Linked DNA regions of Homo sapiens: region 1 is linked to region 2. Evidence: read pairs that join two places in POLR2A ChIA-PET (ENCODE). Cell type or tissue: MCF 10A. All regions are shown on one strand. Links, peaks and the distances in the headings refer to the core of each region. The heading gives the core; the rest is flanking DNA.

Evidence for each region. ChIA-PET counts read pairs that join two places held together with the same protein. Peaks named below come from ENCODE experiments on the same cell type or tissue, not always from the same donor. Only the 100,000 strongest peaks of a DNase experiment are listed, where the experiment ranks them.
Region 1: POLR2A ChIA-PET joins it to region 2 with 15 read pairs; 12 of 35 experiments call an interaction of 5 or more read pairs at or near these places.

The regions. Positions count from the first base shown.
Region 1 is chr5:179,759,085-179,768,616 of GRCh38, reverse strand. MAML1 (mastermind like transcriptional coactivator 1) reads right to left here. Exons shown (of 5, transcript NM_014757.5): 2 at 1,876-3,291. Among named protein-coding and RNA genes, the nearest start is that of LTC4S, 30 kb to the left of the region's middle. RefSeq lists an enhancer at 8,290-8,369. In MCF 10A, for the core only: a CTCF peak has its summit at 5,292 (motif pointing left); DNase peaks (open chromatin) are centred at 3,016, 3,536 and 5,266.
Region 2 is chr5:179,816,244-179,825,775 of GRCh38, reverse strand. SQSTM1 (sequestosome 1) reads right to left here and starts at 4,871. Exons shown (of 8, transcript NM_003900.5): 1 at 4,635-4,871; 2 at 2,723-2,818; 3 at 1,689-1,918; 4 at 1,453-1,594; 5 at 550-630. The coding sequence starts at 4,839. RefSeq lists enhancers at 1,475-2,012, 2,013-2,551, 4,660-5,369, 5,977-6,136, 6,537-6,836 and 2 more and silencers at 4,257-4,436, 4,447-4,706, 4,817-5,066, 6,367-6,546, 8,465-8,534 and 1 more. In MCF 10A, for the core only: a CTCF peak has its summit at 4,717; DNase peaks (open chromatin) are centred at 3,975, 5,935, 6,075, 6,655 and 2 weaker places.

The DNA.
Region 1 (9,532 bases), core at 2,270-7,269, 58 kb after region 2:
TCACCAGTGACAAAGGTATGGTTTTACGTTAAGCATATGTAAGCTTTCATATTTGCACACAATAGTTCCAGTAAGCAATCGAGGCTTAGAAATGCTCACTTATCAGGACATCTGAGTGCAGAGCGGGCCAATAGGGGAAGAATACTTTTTGTTTTTTTTCAGACGGAGTTTCGCTCTTGTTGCCCAGGCTGGAGTGCAATGGCACGATCTTGGCTCACCGCAACCTCTGCCTCCCGAATTCAAGCGATTCCCCTGCCTCAGCCTCCTGAGTAGCTGGGATTAGAGGCATGTGCCACCACACCTGGCTAATTTTGTATTTTTAGTAGAGATGGGGGTTTCTCCATGTTGGTCACGCTGGTCTCGAACTCCCGACCTCAGGTGCTCCACCCACCTCGGCCTCTCAAAGTGCTGGGATTACAGGCATGAGCCACTGCACCCGGCCTAGGGGAAGAACACTTTGAAGGGGGCTTTGGTCAATGGAGACCACTCTGTCCCATGTGCATAAACCTTGGATTTCGGGCTATCCCTGAACGACCCGAAACTGTACATCTGCGCAAGCATTTTACTGGAAGAGACTGCTTAGCTTTTGTCAAATACCCATCCTCAAAAAATACTGAGAATCAATGAGAACTTTAACAGATATTCTCTGTCAATATATAGACCACAAGTGAGAGTCATGTCAAAGGCCACCACAATATTATCCCGTCATTACTGACACTTAGAAGAAAAGGGGAACTTAGCAGAAGATAGGCAAAAAGCAATCATTATTTAAACCAGTTCAAATTGTTGAGCTCCTTTCTAGTTATTCATTCTAAGATTCTGGTATAATTTCTTCACTCTAATCACCAGAAGCTTAAGAACTACTGAGAGTGCTTCGTAAGTTGCAAAGTGCTACCCAGATGGCAAGCACCCTCACTGTGTGCAGCTGAGCCTCTCTTCAGGGGGTGCTGAACGGCGTGAGACATCTTACTGGCTGAAGTAAGTGGAATTATCAGCACTGGGAGATGCTTAAATGGCTTACAGTTTTTGGCTATTAGAAATAACCACACAATGAATATCTTGGATATAACTTTTTCTTTTATTTTGGATTATTTCTTTAGATCAACTTGTCGGGTATATAGTGTGTCAATGCATATGAACATTTTACAGCATGTGAAAAATACATAATGTCAAATGACTTCCCAAAAGCAGTGAGCTCATTTACACACTCTCATCAATACAGGAGTGTGTCTATTTCCTCATGATATTACCGGCACTGGGCTTTTTAATTTGCAAAATTTTAGCATGTATTACAAATTCACGTTCACTGCAGGCTTATCTGCACTAGCGGAAAACAGGAAACAACCCGAAGGGCCATTTTCCATTTGATGCTACCGGGCTTTAGAACCATGATGAAGTAAGCACAGAGCTGAGCTGTGCTGGGAAGCAGCACATGCCTACAATGTTATAAGCTTACCAAAAATTAGGGAATTTTGTACATGGAGATCTGAAAGGTAGTAAAAAAAAAAAAAAAAAAAAAAAGCCAAGCCTCTAAGAAGCACGTGAAACGTAATGTTTATCTGCAAAACACAGTCGCAAATTACTTAATTTAAATCCTACGGCACGAAAGAGACAGTGGACTAAATGCAGGTGATTCCTGAAACCTTCGTGCAGTTAATAATCAAGCTATGCCAGGGAACTTTACCCTATTTTTTATTAACAATCAACCCTGGTTTATTTTATAAATTTCCACTCCCAAGAGGAGCAAGGATGACAGCAGCTATTCCCTCCTCCCTCTTCCCACAACTACCTCGGATCCAATTAACATCCAAAGTAGTGAGTAACCTCACTGAAGTGTCTGCAGCAGAGGAACAGAAAGCAAAGGCTCATACTTACCTGGCCAGGTGGAACCAGTGATCGGAAAGGCATATTTCCTGGCTTTGGCTTCATCAGAAACAGGGAGTTCTGCTCGTGACTTATATGGGACAGCTGCTGGGGAAGATAAGCCATCAGGGCTGGCTTGCTCTGGCCAGACCCCGGGCTGCCTTGCCCACAGTCCGCTTTGTAATGAGAAAGGGGTTTTGTATTGCCGTAGTCCAGCACAGACCCCTGGTTATTCGCGGAGTTCTGATTCAAGTTACTCGGTGGCTGGTGACTCAGCAGGTTCACATGGCTGGGCTGGAGGTAGGGGCCTCCGGGCCGAGGGGAACTCTTATTCACACTAGGCATCATGAGCAGTTTGGAGTTAGTGAAGTCTTGCTTGTAGCTGGAAGGGCTGGCAGGCTTCTCCATGGGGTAAGGGACATCTAAGGAACTGTGGGAGGGCCCCGTCTGCTGCCATGTGGACATCTGGCCCGGGGCTGGTGCCGGGGTGGCCTGCTGTGGGTTCTGGAGCATCTGCTCGCGCTTCTGCTTGGCAGCGATCTGCTGGAGCTGGTGGGCAGAGGACAGCTCTGAGGCCCCTCCTGGGCCCTGACTGGGCAATACCACACCTGCAAGGGCTCTTTGTGCGTTCTGGGCCTGGGCTGATGCCGGCATCAGGTTTGGACTGGGATTGTCCGCCCGGGGCTGACCAGAGGTGTGGAATAAGGTTTGGGAGCCCCCTAGGCTGGGGGAATCTGTACTCACAGGGGCAGAGGAAGGCCCCAGAAAGGTCTGCCCTGCAGACCCGGCCCTCACTTGTGGAGAGCCTAACTGTTCTTGCTCAAAGGCTGCTGGAGAGAATTCCGTCTTAATATTAATGTCCTGTGCCAAGGGGGTTTGTGTGGCAGAGCCAGAAGACTCTGGGTCCTTCTTCTCCTCGAAGTCCTCATTAAACAGGTCCTTCATGTCTTCATCGGGCACCGACCTGTTCAGCTCCTCGATGAGCTCCTTCCACTCCTGCTCGTTAAGGTTGAGGTCTGGCATGAGGTTGCTTTGCGATATGGAGCCGACAGTCCCAGTGATCATGCAAGGCAGGTCTTCGACAGGCTCCTGCTTCAGTTCTTTATTCAGGCTCAGAGGAAATGACTCACTGGGGTTACTGCCTCCATTCAAGTGAAGGCTGGAGTCAGCCAGACGCTTTTTGTTGAGAGAGTCTAGCCCCAGAGAGTGCTTCCCACTGGACTGCAGGGCGTCGGCTCCAGAAGGCTTGTCAGACTGACCGAGGGGGGAGGCTGGAGGCAGTCCATTGGAAGAGATGGCAACTCCCAGAGGGGCCTCCCGGCGAGTCTTCTTATGCCCAGGAAAGAGGTCCCCGTAGCCATTCTGTTGATCGCCATTCTGAGGGGAAGTGGCGCTGTCAAGATTCCTCTTAACTGTATCATGAAGATGCTGAAAAACATTGAAAAGAATGACTTAAGATACATATGAATTTGCTCTGCTATGACAGTAACAAGCCAAGGGCTGATGTCCCTGCAATGCTCGCCAGTGGGTTCTGCTTGCATAGTGTACACTCCCATTTCTGGGGACACACCTCCATTTTCCCTGACGGTCCTATACCTGGCCAGTCAGAACTGATGTCTAGCTAAAGTGCTTCTGCAGTCCTCTTTCTGCAGGAGACAGGCATGAGGCTGCCCACAGCCATCTCGTCTGGCGGTATGCCCAAGAATGGAGCCAACAAAAAAATGCCAGAGAGTACACACACACACACACACACACACATATATATATTATATATATATATATGTTTTGAGATGGAGCCTTGCTCTGCCGCCAGGCTGGGTGGAGTGCGGTGGCACAATCTCAGCTAACTGCAACCTCCGTCTCCTGAGTTCAATCAATTCTCATGCCTCAACCTCCCAAGTAGCTGGGATTACAGATGTGCACCACTGTGCCTGGCTAACTTCCGGTATTTTTTGGTAGGGACGGGGTTTCACCATGTTGGCCAGGCTGGTCACAAACTCCTGGCCTCAAGTGATTCACCCGTCTCAGCCTCCCAAAGTGCTGGGATTACAGGCATGAGCCACTGTGCCCAGCCCCTCACTTTTTTTTTTTTTGAGACAGAGTTTCGCTCTTGTTGCCCAGGCTGGAGTGCAATGGCGTGATCTTGGCTCACAGCAACCTCCGCCTCCAGGGTTCAAGCCATTCTCCTGCCTCAGCCTCCAGAGTAGCTGGGATTACAGGCATGTGCCACCATGCCCAGCTAATTTTGTATTTTTAGTAGAGACGGGGTTTCTCCATGTTGGTCAGACTGGTCTTGAACTCCAGACCTCAGGTGATTTGCCCACCTCAGTCTCCCAAAGGGCTGGGATTACAGGTGTGAGCCACTGCGCCCGGCCGGCCCCTCACTACTTCTTATTGGGACTATTTGCTTGAACATAATCTGTCTGGTGTGACACTGTGACTCTGCTTCCCATCTGCTCCTCGATGGATTCATGCCACTGAAGTTATTAAGATTCTGCCTTGTGCCAGAGACAAGTGCTGTGGGGAACATAAAGACAAAGAAGACAGCTCCTCCTCGGGTGGGCTTTCAGGACATGGGACATACACAGACAGGGCTACAGAGTGAGAGCAGCACACAGTAAGTACCCTGGGAGTTCAGGGGCGGCGATTTCAAGATAAGAACATGTCAGAAGGGATGGGAAGGGGACAGAAGACGGACTCCTTCTACTGCTTCCTCACCTGCATGTGCTGCAGTCAGGACTCAACTCCACTGCTCAGAGGGAGTGCCTATGCTCAGCTTCCAAACACATGCTGCTCCTTTCCTGTGTTTACTTTATTACGTTTTTGTCCTTTATCCCCCACCCCCAGTACCATCCCCCCTTCCCATAAACCCTAAGCATCTATAGCATGTTATTAGAAAATGTTCCAAGTAACAGCCCTCATTATTATCTTTAGACAGGATTCAGAGGAGACGGGGAGCCCCCTGTGCTAGCTTCTCCGGCTGCAGAGAAAGGCCACCTGACTCTCCACACCAACCCCAGGGGCCCAGGTGAAGTGCCCTGGCCTGGGCGTCCTGCCTGGGGCAACTCCACGGGCATCAGTTCTCAACAGCAGATTACCCACTGGACACCAGGGAGGACCATTTTCTCAACCTCTAATCCCCAATTCTAATGTTCCTGTTCTTCTTTTCCCCACATCAAGATTTGCTTATTTCTTAACTGTTAAAGCTGACTACACAGTGCTCTATAAATCCTAGCCAAGTCAGTATTTTTAAAAATCCATATATGGGTAACTAAGTCGGTCTGAAAAAAAAAAAAAATCGCAGGAATGCCTGACAAATGGAACTGCAGGGCAGAGGTAAGCAACAATCCTAGGATTCAGAACACCGCCCCACAGCTGCAGGACGTTTGCTTTACTTTCATGCAGGTTCTTCTGCTTTCTCCTGCCACCTAGGGGTGGAAGGGAACCACGCACATAAAATAGACCCTTTATAAAAAGCCATTATTTGAAAAGTTTTCCTTGTGGAAGGTAAATTCATACCCATTTAAATGGTCAGAGGAAATAAAAATTAGTTGCTAACATTTCCTTGATTTTCATCTTTTCTACCATTTTCTTTTGTTCCACAGTGCCAGGTCTGGGCTATCTGTAAACCTGGGAGCTCAGTTTTCCATCTTCCTAGGGGAAAAAGAAAGATGGAAATCTAAAGGGTCAAGGCACTTGATGAGTCAGCTGGTTGTCTCAGATTAGAAACAGAATCTTTCTTTGCCCTAACAATTACAAAAGCTACCACTCCCTCATTCAATATTCACATGCAAACAGCTGCAGACAAGTTCCAATGTAACAACTGAATTTTGTAATACCTATTGCTTTTAACCAAAGGAAACAGTAGGGCATTTTGTCAACTACTCACAAAATTTAACTGGAATAACGTAGACGGGGATAGGAGTGTGTAATGTGGTGGCCCCGGCAGATTTTTAAGCCCTGAGCATTTGCAGGAGTGTCTGATATGCAGGGCAAGGATGAGTGAGCCTTGGAGCCTGAACTCAAAGAATCACAATAGAGATGGGCAAACAGCCTGAACAGATTAAAAGTTATGTAAGAACAGACACAGAAGGTGCTATAAAGCAATACTAGACTGGCTGCCACGTATAAATACAGGAGCCTGCTCCAGCACATCTGGTACTTCTGGGTGCTCAGCTCAAAGGTTCCTGTTGTAACTACTGAAGAGTTTCTGCAGTGTACAGGGTTCCAGGAGGACCCAGTCCTGGGAGATAATATGATCAGATGCTCGTGGTCGGCTGGAGAACCACGTGTGCTCAGCCTTCCACCAAGACACCCCGCTGACCTAAGTCCCATCCTAGCCTGTGCCAGCTCCCTCGCTGGGAGGCCACACTCTCCAGGCGCCACCTGCCATCCTCTGCTCTGGGAGAGGAGCTCCAGGATACCACCACTGCTCTGAATCAAGCTGGAGCTGGCCACACCTTTTGGACTCCTAAGCAGCATCCTGTCAGTCTCTCACCCACCATGCACTAGCCTTATAGGAAGGATAATCCTTTGCCTATCTCCACTTCCTCCTTCTTCAACCACCCACCGCTGCACTCCCAGAATGCTTTGTGGCCAAACTCACCAAAAAATGACAATACCTACATGCTTCCACTCTGAGCTGACAGACACAGCTGCTGAAGACACGCGTGGTTCTTTCATGAGTGCTCCTTACACACTGGCAGCCAATGCCCCTTTCTAGCCCTACTCATCAGGAAATTTGCTTTTCCTCCTGCCTCCTCTTTTTTACCTCTTCTATCATCTTCCTGTCAGCCAAACTCCACCAGTTCCCACCCCTTAGAGCCAGCACCTTGATCTATGGCAATATGGATTACATTCCTGGCCAATCTGGAAATCAATGGGATGTGGGGAAAAGGAAGGGAGGAGTTGAGAACTGCTTTCTCCAAGGCCAGCAATGATCTTCCTACTGTTACACATAGGCCATATTTTCAGTCCTTCCTTTCCCTCTCTCCCTGCACTCCCTTCCTCTCCCTCTTATCATCTGCCACTTAATAATTCATCTTTATTATTATTATTGAGACGGAGTTTCACTCTTGTTGCCCAGGCTGGAGTGCAATGGTGCAATCTCGGCTCACTGCAACCTCTGCCTCCCAGGTTCAAGTGACTCTCCTGCCTCAGTCTCTCGAGCAGCGGGGATTACAGGCGTGCACCACCATGTCCAGCTAATTTTGTATTTTTAGTAGAGATGGGGTTTCGCCATGTTGGCCAGCTGGTCTCAAACTCCTGACCTCAGGTGATCCGCTCACCTCGGCCTCCCAAAGTGCTGGGATTACAGGTGTGAGGCACCTCACCCAGCCCTTTATTAATTTTTTTTAAGAGACAGGGTCTCACTCTGTCACCCATGCTGGAGTACAATGGGTGATGATCAAGGCTCATGGCAGCCTCAAACTCCTGGGCTCAAGTGATCCTCCCGCCTCAGCCTCCTGAGTAGCTGGGACCACAGGCATGAACCACCATAACTGGCTAATTTTTTTGCTTTTGTGGAGACAGGAGTCTCACTATGTTGTCCAGGCTAGTCTCAAACTCCTGGGCCGAAGCGACCCTCCTGCCTCAGCCTCCTAAAGTGCTGGGATTACAGGTGTGAGCCATTGCACCTGGCCTCCTTCCATCTTTTTTTTGAGACGGAGACTCGCTCTGTCACCCAGGCTGGAGTGCAGTGGCGCGATCTCGGCTCACTGCAAGCTCCACCTCCCGGGTTCATGCCATTCTCCTGCCTCAGCCTCCCAAGTAGCTGGACTACAGGCGCCTGCCACCACGCCCGGCTAACTTTGTTTTTGTATTTTTAGTAGAGACGGGGTTTCACTGTGTTAGCCAGGATGGTCTCGATCTCCTGACCTTGTGATCTGCCCACCTCGGCCTCCCAAAGTGCTGGGATTACAGGCATGAGCCACTGCGCCCGGCCTGCTTCCATCTTTAAAGTTCCCTTTTTCTTTACCACTTTTCTTGTATCCTCTTCTGCTTTTATGGTTGGTTGTTTCTAGTATCCTTTGAGAAGTCTCCCCTTCTCCTGCCCTTCTATCAAATAGTACAGTCCTCTCCCCCTTTTACTCTACATAGTCTACCTGAGAGATTTCACACATTCCCATGCCTTCAAATTCCCATGACTGAACATCACACTCAAATAAACCCAACTGTCTGGGAACCAAACGCTGATCCACTCAGCCCTTGTCCCTTCCAACTTCCCTCATAGCCCTCCCTGCTGTGCAGCATGCTGGGGTCATGCGGCTGGCTTACAGCTTATAGCTTCTCAAATGTGCCTGCTCAGTGCTGCCTGGGGCCTCTGCACCTGCTCTTCTCTTTGCCCAGAGCACCTCTTCCCTCTAACTTTTCTGGGGATGACTCAGCTTCTAATTCAGGTGGCTTATCTCCTCCATCATCCACATCACCTACCACCCACACCATAGTACTTTCTTGCTGATCCCCTCACCAGAGGCACTCATCTAGTGTCAGGGCCTAACCCGACACTAGAATGCCAAGCAGAGACCCCAGTGCCTTCGACAGTGCCCAGCACTTGATAAGTGTCTGTGAATAAATGTGCCATCTGATGCCCCACCTCTGCAGAGCTCTTACTTCTGTCTATCCGAAGACCTACTGAGCCCCTGTCCACTTGAGTGATGACTCAGATGACATCTGTCCAAAGCTGAGGCCAGCCTCTCCCCAGTCCTGTTTCCTTTCCTCTGTTCCCACATAAGACTGTCACTACCAGCCGCCCTGTCACATAAACCAGAAACCAGCCTCCCTCCCGCTCCTCCTTAGTCCCTACATACAACTGGTACCCAAGTCCTGTAGAGTCTACCTCCTTAATATTTCTTGAACCCACCCACTTCTCTCCATTCATTAACACACATATCTCTCACTTGAATTATTTTAACCATGTGTTGAGATCCTGCCCTCCCAACCTGTGTTCCTCATCAGAGTCAGAGGGACTCCACCAGCGTGGCTCACTGGGACTCCACGTGAGGGTAGGACTTACAACATCAGAAGTTTTTAAGGCAATAATTGTTAACTATTGGCAATTCCAACCCAATCCCATGGTCAACATTTCTCTCCCAGTCCCTGTATGTCCACAGGACACTCGGGAGCCCTGACCCTCTCTTCAGGTAAAGTAGGTCCATTTCATGAAACACTCAAGTTTTCAGTGACTTGAGGAAGGGAAATCCATGTCAAGTAGCAACTTGTTAATTTGATAAAGCACAAATCTGAACCAAGTGCTGTAGGAAGAAGTCCTGACTTAAGTCATGTGCTTGCTGACCCCTCATTTCCAGTTACTTATGATGTATTCCCAGTTAATCATTCTTAACCTATTATTCCCAGTGAATTCAGGATCTCACTCAACCTTCAAAACAACCCTAGAGGATGAGCATCATTGTTCCTGTTTTATTGCCACTGAAACTGAGAAAATTACACAAGGTTTCCTGAGGTTTGATGTCTCAAGAAGGATCCCTTCTGAATGCTGGGGTCTGCTGCCGACAGACTCCCTTTGTCAGAACAGACTTGGTGAATTGATCCCACTTCCGAGAGTGATGCCGAAAGAGAAGCTTGCATGTCAAACACCAGCAGCAGGACAGAGTGAGTCAGTTTCAAACCGTACAAATAGGAGCACCTTCGTGAAGCGCAGATACCCAGC
Region 2 (9,532 bases), core at 1,914-6,913:
CCCACCCCACAGACCCACTGTGCAACCTGAGGCACCAGAACCGGGTGTCACCCAGAGCACCTGCCTCCACCTTCTCCCCGCTCTGAGGCAGGCCCAGCACTCAGAAGCACCAGAAAGGTTTGGGGGTTGTAAACTAAAAGAAGGAAAAGATAAATAGCATGTCAACTAACTACTACCCAGGTCCTCAAAAGTCCAAATCCCAAGGCCTGGCTTAGGGGAAATTGCAGACTATTGTTCATCCAAAGGAGGGCAGTCAGAGGTGACAGGCAAGACCTGCAACCACAGTCTGGTCACCCTCCCTCACTGGGATTATCCCAACCAAATGCCAGCTGATTCGACTTCACTCCATGTAGAAAGCTCGAGAATTTTGTCAGGGAATTCAACCTTGAGTTGCCCGTGGTCCAGCACTACTAAAGGTTGATTTGAGGCAACAAATCCTCACCAGTGTCAAGGGCATGTCAATTACCCATTCCTTTGCAGTATTCCAGGTGAAAGTTACATAAAGTGCAGGCTGAGTTAGGGAAGCACTGGGCAAGGAGGTGCACTCACCCAGAGGGCTAAGGGCAGCTGCCACACTCTCCCCAACGTTCTTCAGGAAATTCACACTCGGATCCTCCGATGGACCAGAAGCTTTGATTTTTACAAAGATAAGATAAAGATATCTTTAATGCCTTGGATACCTGTCACAGTCCTGTCACCTTCTTGCCAAGGTCCCTGTGTTCCCGGGTGACCTTTAACCCGGACATCTTGTCCAGTGACCCACTCAGCATCCCCCTCTCCTTCCTCCCACTCTGCACCCCCTGGCCCTGCACAGAGAGCATCTCCACTCTCCCGTGCCATCTCCCCCTCATCTGTGACCCTGGTGCTCAGCAACCCCACAGAGGCTCAGGCTCAGTACACTGTGAATATTGATCACCTCCTTGAGTAAATATGTTATTTACTCAAAGTCAAGCAAACATCCCCATCTTTGTCCCAAAGGGTGAGGTGATTCACAGGACACAGTAACATTAATAAAATCAGAATCCAAAAATCTAGACTACAAAGCTAACGGTAAGTCTTTCACTTATAACTATGTTTCAAAGGACTTCAGCAACTTTGGCTCTGATCTTCCTGACAACCATCACAAAAGAGAACAAAGTGCATCAAAGACCCCTGGGCTGGAAGGGCCTCCCTGCCTGCACCTCAGGGTACCTTGAGAGGGCAGCCTCCTGAGGTAGGAAGGGCTGTGCAGGTAAATTTGTGGCCTCAGGCACTTAGGCACCTCAGTTTCCCCATTTGGGAAATGGAGAGAATACACCCCACTTTGCAGGGTTCTTGTGTGATTGTAGGGCACCAGGAAGGTGGGGGGTATCCTGAATTCTTGCCTTGCACACACGCTTTGCACAAGGGCCCTGCACACAGGCTGCCTGACTACTGTCACCAATCAGAAGCAGGTTCCAACACAAGCCTCACCTGATTCTGCCGTGGGGCCAGGGCGGGCCTCCCCTGCACGAGGAGGACGTGGGCTCCAGTTTCCTGGTGGACCCATTTCCCATCCTGGCCACCCGAAGTGTCCGTGTTTCACCTTCCGGAGCCAGCGGCTGTGCGAGAAGCCCTGGGGGAGGAATTAGCAGAGCGGCAGGCAGTGAGCGGGTCAAGGTTCCTGCCACCCTGAGCCCACCCCAGGCCTGCACAGAGGGCCTGCTCACCTCAGACAGGTGCCCGAAGGGGCTGGGGAATGCGAGCTTGGTGTGCCCCCGGTGCAAGCCCTTTCCCTCGCAGACGCTACACAAGTCGTAGTCTGGGCAGACGCTGCACTTGTAGCGGGTTCCTACCACAGGCCCATTGCAGCCATCGCAGATCACATTGGGGTGCACCATGTTGCGGGGCGCCTCCTGAGCACACGGTGGGCGGTGGTCCCGCCGGCACTCTTTTTTCTCTACAGGAAGGGTAAAGAGAGCCGCTAGGGTGGGACCCCCTAAAGTCCTCCCCCTCTGTCGTCACTGTGGGGCTGTCACTGCCAGCAAGGCCCCCGGCCCTGCTCTCCAGCATGGAATCCACACAAAATTCAGCCACTTAGGTGAGGGCAGCAGAGCCACCAAGAACCTGCTAGGAGGTTCCCAGTCCCTGTGTCTGTTTGGCCCAGGCAGCAGAGCAGCAGCAAGGAGCCCTGTCTGCACAGCTTTGGCCTTGCCCTTCACCCAAGCGCCACGGCACCAGACCCCATCCCTAACCCAAGCACCACGGCACCAGACCCCATCCCTAGAGTGAACATGGACTCCTCTTTCTCAGGTCAGGCACAGCACTTAAAATGTCTTTTTTTTTTTTTTTTTTTTTTTTTTTTTTTTTTTGTCGCCTAGGCTGGAGTACAGTCATGTGATTTCGGCTCATGGCAACCTCCGCTCTCCAGGTTTAAGTGATTCTCGTCTCAGCCTCCTGAGTAGCTGGGACTAGAAGCATGTACCACCACACCCGGCTAATTTTTGTATTTTTAGTAGCGACAAGGTTTCACCATGTTGGCCAGGCTGTTCTTAAACTCCTGACCTCAGGTGACCTGCCCGCCTCGGCCTCCCAAAGTGCTGGAATTACAGGCGTGAGCCACACCTGGCCTATGTCTCTGTCTTAAACAGCCCTCAAATTGCTGACCCCTTCATTGGTGGAACATCGAGCCCTGTTTTTTACTCAGCAGGGAACTGAGTACAAGCTGAGCTGGCTTCAGGCAGCCCCCAGAGCAGCCCCTTACCTTTAATGTAGATTCGGAAGATGTCATCCTTCACGTAGGACATGGCCATTGTCAATTCCTCGTCACTGGAAAAGGCAACCAAGTCCCCGTCCTCATCTAGATTGTTTAAAAGACAGCACGTGAGCACCCAGGGGTTCTCAGCTGGACATAAGCTGCTGGAATGGGCTGAGGCAAGTATGAAAGGGACACTCACAGGGCTATAAACAAACACACCTACTTGAGCCACAGAGGGCAGGAGTGAGAGGCAAGACTACCCCCTTGCTCTGGCACCTCCTGGAAGGTGAGTGCTCCGACCTGGGCCCTGGACCACAGCCACATGCAGGGGGCGGAGGGCCTGTGCACAGGGGCAGCAGCTTTGGCTGCTGCACTTATTTAGCCTTGGGCCAGCTGCCTTTTCAGAAACGTGCCACCTCATTCCCCATCCGACCAGGCCCATGTCCGTCTTCAACTGTGGGAGATCCCTGCCTGTGACCTGCTCCTGAGGGGCCCAGCCCCACAAAGGCCTTAGACTTCTAGTGGCTTGGGAGTAAAGGAGAAGACAAGGGCATCTGCCTGCTTCCTTCCCTAACAAAGCTGAAAGACACGTATTTGTATGTAGTCTCCATTTGTGACAGATACATATGAGCTGAAATGGCTTTAAAGCACAGCTGTGCAGACCAAACCACGCCATCCACCGAGGGCACAGGTGAGGCACCCAAAGATGCAAACAACCCAAATGTCTGTCAACTAATGAACAGGTAAACAAAACATGGCCTGTCCACACAACAGAATATTATTCCTCCAAAAAAAACTAGTTCTGATATGTGCCACAACACTGAACACATTACACTAAGTGAAAGAAACCACTTGCAAGACTACATTGTCTGATTCTATTTACATGAAATGTCCAGGATTGCAAGATGAATAGATACAGAAAGGAGGTTGCTGGGGGCATGTGGATAAGAGGGTGATAAAAGGTATGTATGGCGTTTATAAGGTGATGAAAAGCTCTCACACTGAATATGGTCCACAAACCTATGAAAATAGTGAAAACCACTGACTTGTACACTAAATGGGTGAACCCTTATTTCAGTTACAGCTCAATAACATCACAATTTTTTTTTTTTTAAGAATAGGAGAGGGCCTGGTATGCTGGCAGCGCTCCAGAGGGAGGTCCTAGCACTGCACCCTCCCAGGGGCCGGCCTTGGCCACCTCCCGCCCTCCTGGCCACAACCACCTCCCTAACCCCACCCCCAGCAGCCACTGGTCACACCAGCGCAGCAGGAAACAGGGCTTCTGTGCCAACACCAACACTTCTGAAGAACGTTCTCGTCCACTTGCCAATGGGAAAACATCTGTACTCGACCTGGCTCGGAGCGTTCCGCCGGCGATCCGTGCCCTTCTCCCAGGCGCTGTCGCGGCGCTCGCGAGTCCCCCGCACCCCCGCGCTTGTTTACCCGCGTCACTCCCTCCCCTCGCCGGCGCTCGCCCGGCTCCTCCAGGGCATTATCTGAACCCACCACCTGGCGCAGCAAGGTGTCAGTGTAACCCGAGTGCCCGCCTGACCACCCAGTGCCCGCGGAGAGCCAGAGCGTTCGCCCCGGCGCGTCCTTGCCAAAATCCCCAACAGCGCGGGGGGTGGAGCGGGGCGTCTGACGCCCCCAGGCTCGAGCCCCCGGCCGGCAGGGCTCCACCGCCCCAGGGGGCCGACGCTGAGCAGCGGGTCCCGGCCTTGGTCACCACTCCAGTCACCAGGCCGGCTCCCATGGCCGAACTGGGGACCCATGCAGGCCACCGCCATCCAGGGAGCAGCCAGCGCAGACCCCCTCACGGCCCGCCAGGCGTCGCCGAGAAGGGAGGGGGCAGCCACCCCGCGGCAGGAGGCCGTGTCCGGCCTGCGTCACCGCCCCCGCCGCTCCCCGGCCCGCTCACCGCGGTAGTGCGCCTGGAAGCCGCCAGGCCGCAGCGCGGGGAACAGGGCGGCCACCCGGCTCAGCAGCCGCTCGCAGGGTCCCGGACCCGCCGCAGCCTCGGCTTCCGCCTCAGGCTCGGGGCTGCAGCAGAAGCTGAAGCGGCGAATCTCGCGCGCCGCGTCCTCCTTGCCCAGAAGGTAGGCCTTCACGGTGAGCGACGCCATAGCGAGCGGCGAGCTGGCGGAAAACGGGCCGTCCCGGTCGCAGCCGCCGCGCGGCTTTTGTAGCGAACGCGGAGGCCCCGCCCCGCCTCGAGAGGGGCGGAGTCTCTCGCGCCCTCCCCGCCCCCGCCACCGTCGTCGCGGCGCGAGAGCCGCCCTGCAGAGGCCCCTTCACTACTCTCCCCTTCCCCGCTACCCCTCGCTCCAGGTCTCCCGGCCCCCTCATTGCTGACCCCTCTCTTCATTGCCCCGGTGCACCAAGGACCCCAGGAAACCGGCCCTGGCACTCATACAGGCCTGGGCTCCAGCCTCTGCACCTGGGATCAGGGTACTGGCGGGGGTCCAGCCCCTCGCCCCTCCCAGGCTTGGGCCTGGCCATGACTCAGCAATATCCTCAGTTGGGGGTACCCAGTGCAGGGAGAGGGGGACACAGCCCCCATATCAGGAGGCTGCTAGGTCGCCCAGTGGGCACTGCTGGCCAGAACAAGCTGGCTCTCAGGTTGCTGTTCCGACCCTGCCATGGTCAGCCTGCCGCGGTGGCAGCCCTCTTACAGCGCATGGCATCCTCGGTGATGGGCAGCGCATAGCATACTCGGTGACGGACCCCGACTCTGGCCTGAGCACCAGAGAAGTTCCCAGTTTAGTAGGAGTGGAGTTGAGAGGTGCTGGAGGACCAGCTAAGGTCTCCTGAGTGTCAGTGGTCGCCAAGTGTTCACTGTGGTCCAAGTGACTCCTTATGGGCTCCTCAATTCAGCAGGTAATGCCCATGGCCCTGTGGGGGCTCAGGCCCGTTGGCCTTGTGGGCAGCCAAGGGGGTCAGCCAACAGCCTCCTCAGCTAGGAAGGAAGAAACACTGCTTTATGCCACCAGAGTAACCTGTCCGCCAGAACTGGGGCAAGGAGAGGGGCAGGACGAGTGGTCACCCTCTGGAGCCTCCCAGGCAAGGTCCTGTGAGTAGGAGGTCAGAACCTGCTGGGTCCAACTCATGCCATTTCAGCCCAGGGCTTGCAGGAGCTGGAGAAACCTCCCAGGGGAGGAAACCCAGAGGGAGGCAAGAGTGGCTGGATGGGGCCAGTCAGGTGCGAAGGTGATGTGTGGGTGTGCGCACAGCAGGGGCTGGTCCACAGGTGTGAATGATCCTTCCCGGAGGGCTCCGAAGTGGGCAAGGCTTCCACCCTGCCCAGAGCAGCCCTGTGGAGAGGGTTCAGGCCTCTCCCTGCATCCGGCGGTGGAGAGTGGAAAATGCCCCAGGGCCTGCTGGAGCCACTGCCTTGCAGACAGGGGCAGGGGACACAGAGGGGCGTGCTGGCAGAGGCTGTGGCCTACAGACAGGTGCTGGCCAAGCGTGACTCAGCAGCCCAGGCGCCTGAGAGCCACGTGGCCCCCGCCGAGGGCCGGCTTTCCTGCCCCAGCCCCCGGCTATGGCCCGGTCTGAGCAGGGTGAGGGACACAAGGAAGGCCTGTGGCTCTGGGAACATAGCTTTGAGGAAGCGCTCAAGGCGCCCCACTCACCCCCAAGAAGGAGCTCCTTTGCTTTCTCGCCATTTGGCCCGTTTGGGATCGCGGGAAGTTTCCGCGGGGGCTAGGGGCATGTGAAGAGACTGGGGGGGGGGCGGGGAGGGGAGAAGGAAGCACAGAAGAGGGAGTCTTTGGGAAGCTGGGGTGGACACCCGGCTCTGGCCCTTCCCCGCACGCCTTGCGGCCCCAGCGGCCGCCCTGCCCCCACGCGAGGCCGAGGCCTCCCGGAGGTAAACAAGGCGCGGCGGGAACCCCCTGGCAGGGCCCTCTCCTCCCGCCGCGGAGGTCAGGTGGTCTGGCCGGCAGTGAGTCAGCGTCCCATGACCGCTGTCGTAATAGGGGGATCCCCGGCCCCTGCTGCCACCCATCTCAGTGACCTCTTACCTGGAGGCTGGGCTGGGGAGTGGCTCCGGGGTCACCGTGAGTCCCCTGAGCAGGAAGAGCGTGCAGCGGCTGGAGCCAGACAGACACTCTCCCCCTTCTCGCCTCTGACTCCTTCCCCTTTCCCGATGCAGTCCCACCCCGCAGGCTCCCCGCGTCCACTGGCCCCTTCCCACCCTCCAGGGCCCGGCGTGCATGCCCAGGGAAGGCTCGGCACCTGAGCCGCGAGACCCACTATGGACCAGCCTCTCATTTCCTCATCTTTCAAATGGGGCTGAAGTGGAAGGATTTGGGCTGCCCTCCCAGGCGATGCCCCGTGGGTGTGCGAGTTGTTTAGCTGCTTTTGGGGCTGTAAGCTGGGGGGTCAGGGCAGGACAGAGACTGCAGGGGGGCTGAGGTGGAAGAGTGGGGAGGGCAGGAGAGGCCTGAGCCAAGCGCCCAGTGGTCCCAGGAGACCAGCCGGGGCAGCCACAGGGGTGGTCTGGTTCTGTCTGTTGCTGCCCAGCATGTTGTAACCACCTCCTCAGTTCCCCCTTCCCCCCTCCCAAATAATCCTATGCCTTGGCAGTGGTGTTCCCAGGTTCGCTTCTTTTCTTTGGGGCGTGGAGTCAAGTGTCCGCGTGGGTGCTGGGGCAGCCAGAGACAAGGCCACTGAGGGATTCAGGCCGCACTGCTCTGGGCCATCTTTAGGGAGATTGACAATCACAGGGGACACAGGGGATGAGTTCCTCTACAGAGGTCCTGGTCTGTGCGGGGGCCTCCAGGCCTTCTGCGCTGCAGCCACTCCCTTCCACTCACATGGGAGGGCCACAGCCCTCCCTTGCCATCTTCCTAATCATGCCAGCTCATTCTACCTGGTGACTTTTCCCTGGCTCTCCCTCTGGTCCAAAACCCTTTCCACTCCTGCCCTACATGGCAACTTCCCACCCTAAATGTCTCCTCCTCAGCGGGGCCTTCCTTGACCACTCCCTAGGAAAAATCCCCAGGCACTGGACATCACTTTTTTTTTTTTTTTTTTTTTTTTTTTTGAGACAGTCTCTCTCTGTCACCCAGGCTGAAGTGCAGTGGCACGATCTCAGCTCACTGCAACCTCTGCCTCCCAGGTTCAAGCAATTCTCCTGCTCCTGCCTCAGCCTCCCAAGTAGCTGGGACTACAGGTGCCTGCCACCAAGCCTTGCTAATTTTTGTATTTTTAGTAGAGATGGGTTTCACTATGTTGGCCAGGATGGTCTTGAACTCCTGACTTCAGGTGATCCGCCCACCTCGGCCTCCCAAAGTGCTGGGACTGCAGGCGTGAGCCACCCGCCCGGCCAGGCATCACCCCCTTTTAGCCCTTTCAGACAAGCCCAAAGCCCAGGCAAGAGGCACGGGGGCCATGGGAGGGGCACGCCCACAAGGGGTTTGCAAAGATCTTTCTAAAAGAAAAGGAGTTCAAGTCATGGACAGACATGGTTAGAGAATTCAGTGATGCCAAGTTGTCAGGCCTGAGAGCCCCAGGGACCCTCTCCTACTGGAAGGCCAGAGCTGCAGAAAGAGGTCCCCTGGGCTGGGCGAATTTCTCCAAATAAATTCAAACATGGCCTGCCTCGGGACGGGGGCGAGACCCTGGGCCCTCAGGGGCACTGAGGGGTCGTCCATGCCGGGGGACATGGCCACTTGGGGGCGGCCCTCGTCAACCGCGGAGTGGGGAAAAGGGGGGAGGGATGGAGGACGAACGCCCGGCGGTGTCTAAAGGCACGACGCGGAGCAGGAACCACAGCCCTGGTCCCCAGAAAGCGCGCGCGGCCCGGGGCAGAACCTGCCGAAGTTCCAGCTCGGGGCGCAAGGGATGTGGGGGTCACTGGAAGACGGGGCGCGGGCCGCCCGTGGGGAGGAGACTGGACCCGAACCCGGCCCACCCCACCCGAGCGGCGACGCCAGCGCTGACCCCAGGCGTGTCCCGGCCCCCGGCGCGGCTCCGGCCCAACCGTGCACGCCCGCGGAAGGCCTCGCACCCGCGTCAGAAGTGGCCTGCCCGGGGCCACCGGCCCGCAAGTCCCCGGTGTTCTCGAGGTCCCTGCCCCGTCCCGCGCGGCTGTAGCCGGCGGGAGGGGCTGAGAGGCGGGTCGCGCTGGGACCTAAGGCGCCGCCCCCTCGCCAGCCTCTCCCTCCCTCCGTCACCGGGTGGCCGGAGACCCGGGGGCACTGCTGGGGTACCCCAAAGCATAGGGCCAGCCTGAGTGCGCAAGGTCCTGAAAAGACGGGGGGGCGGCGACAAGGAGTAGGGAGGGGGGCTGGAGGAAGACGGCAAAGTGACCCCGGAAGGGTCCAGGCGCCCCAAGCCCATCGAAGACGGGAGGCTCTCAGTGGCGCCTGGGGGGACTGTGGGAAAAGCAGCTCAAGAAGGGGAATCTGGAGCGAGGTGGGGGAGAGGTCGGCATGGCCTTCTCTAGGAGCGCCAGCGCCAGACAGAGCGGTGACAGGCCGCACCGGGAGTACCCCGTCTATACTGAACGGGTCAGGAGTGTGGGATCCCGTGGAGGGGCTGCCCTTGCAGCAGGAGCGATGGCCCTCTCGCTCCCCTCCACCTGCTGCCATCGAAAACCTTCTGGAAGAGGCCAGGCGCGGTGGCTCACACCTGTAGTCCCAGCACTGGGAGGCCGAGGTGGGCGGATCACGAGGTCAGGAGTTCGAGACCAGCCTGGCCAACAGAGTGAAACCCCATCTGTACTAAAAATTAAAAAAATTAGTTGGGCGTGGCGGCAGGTGCCTGTAGTCCCAGCTAGTCGGGAGGCTGAGGCAAGAGAATTGCTTGAGC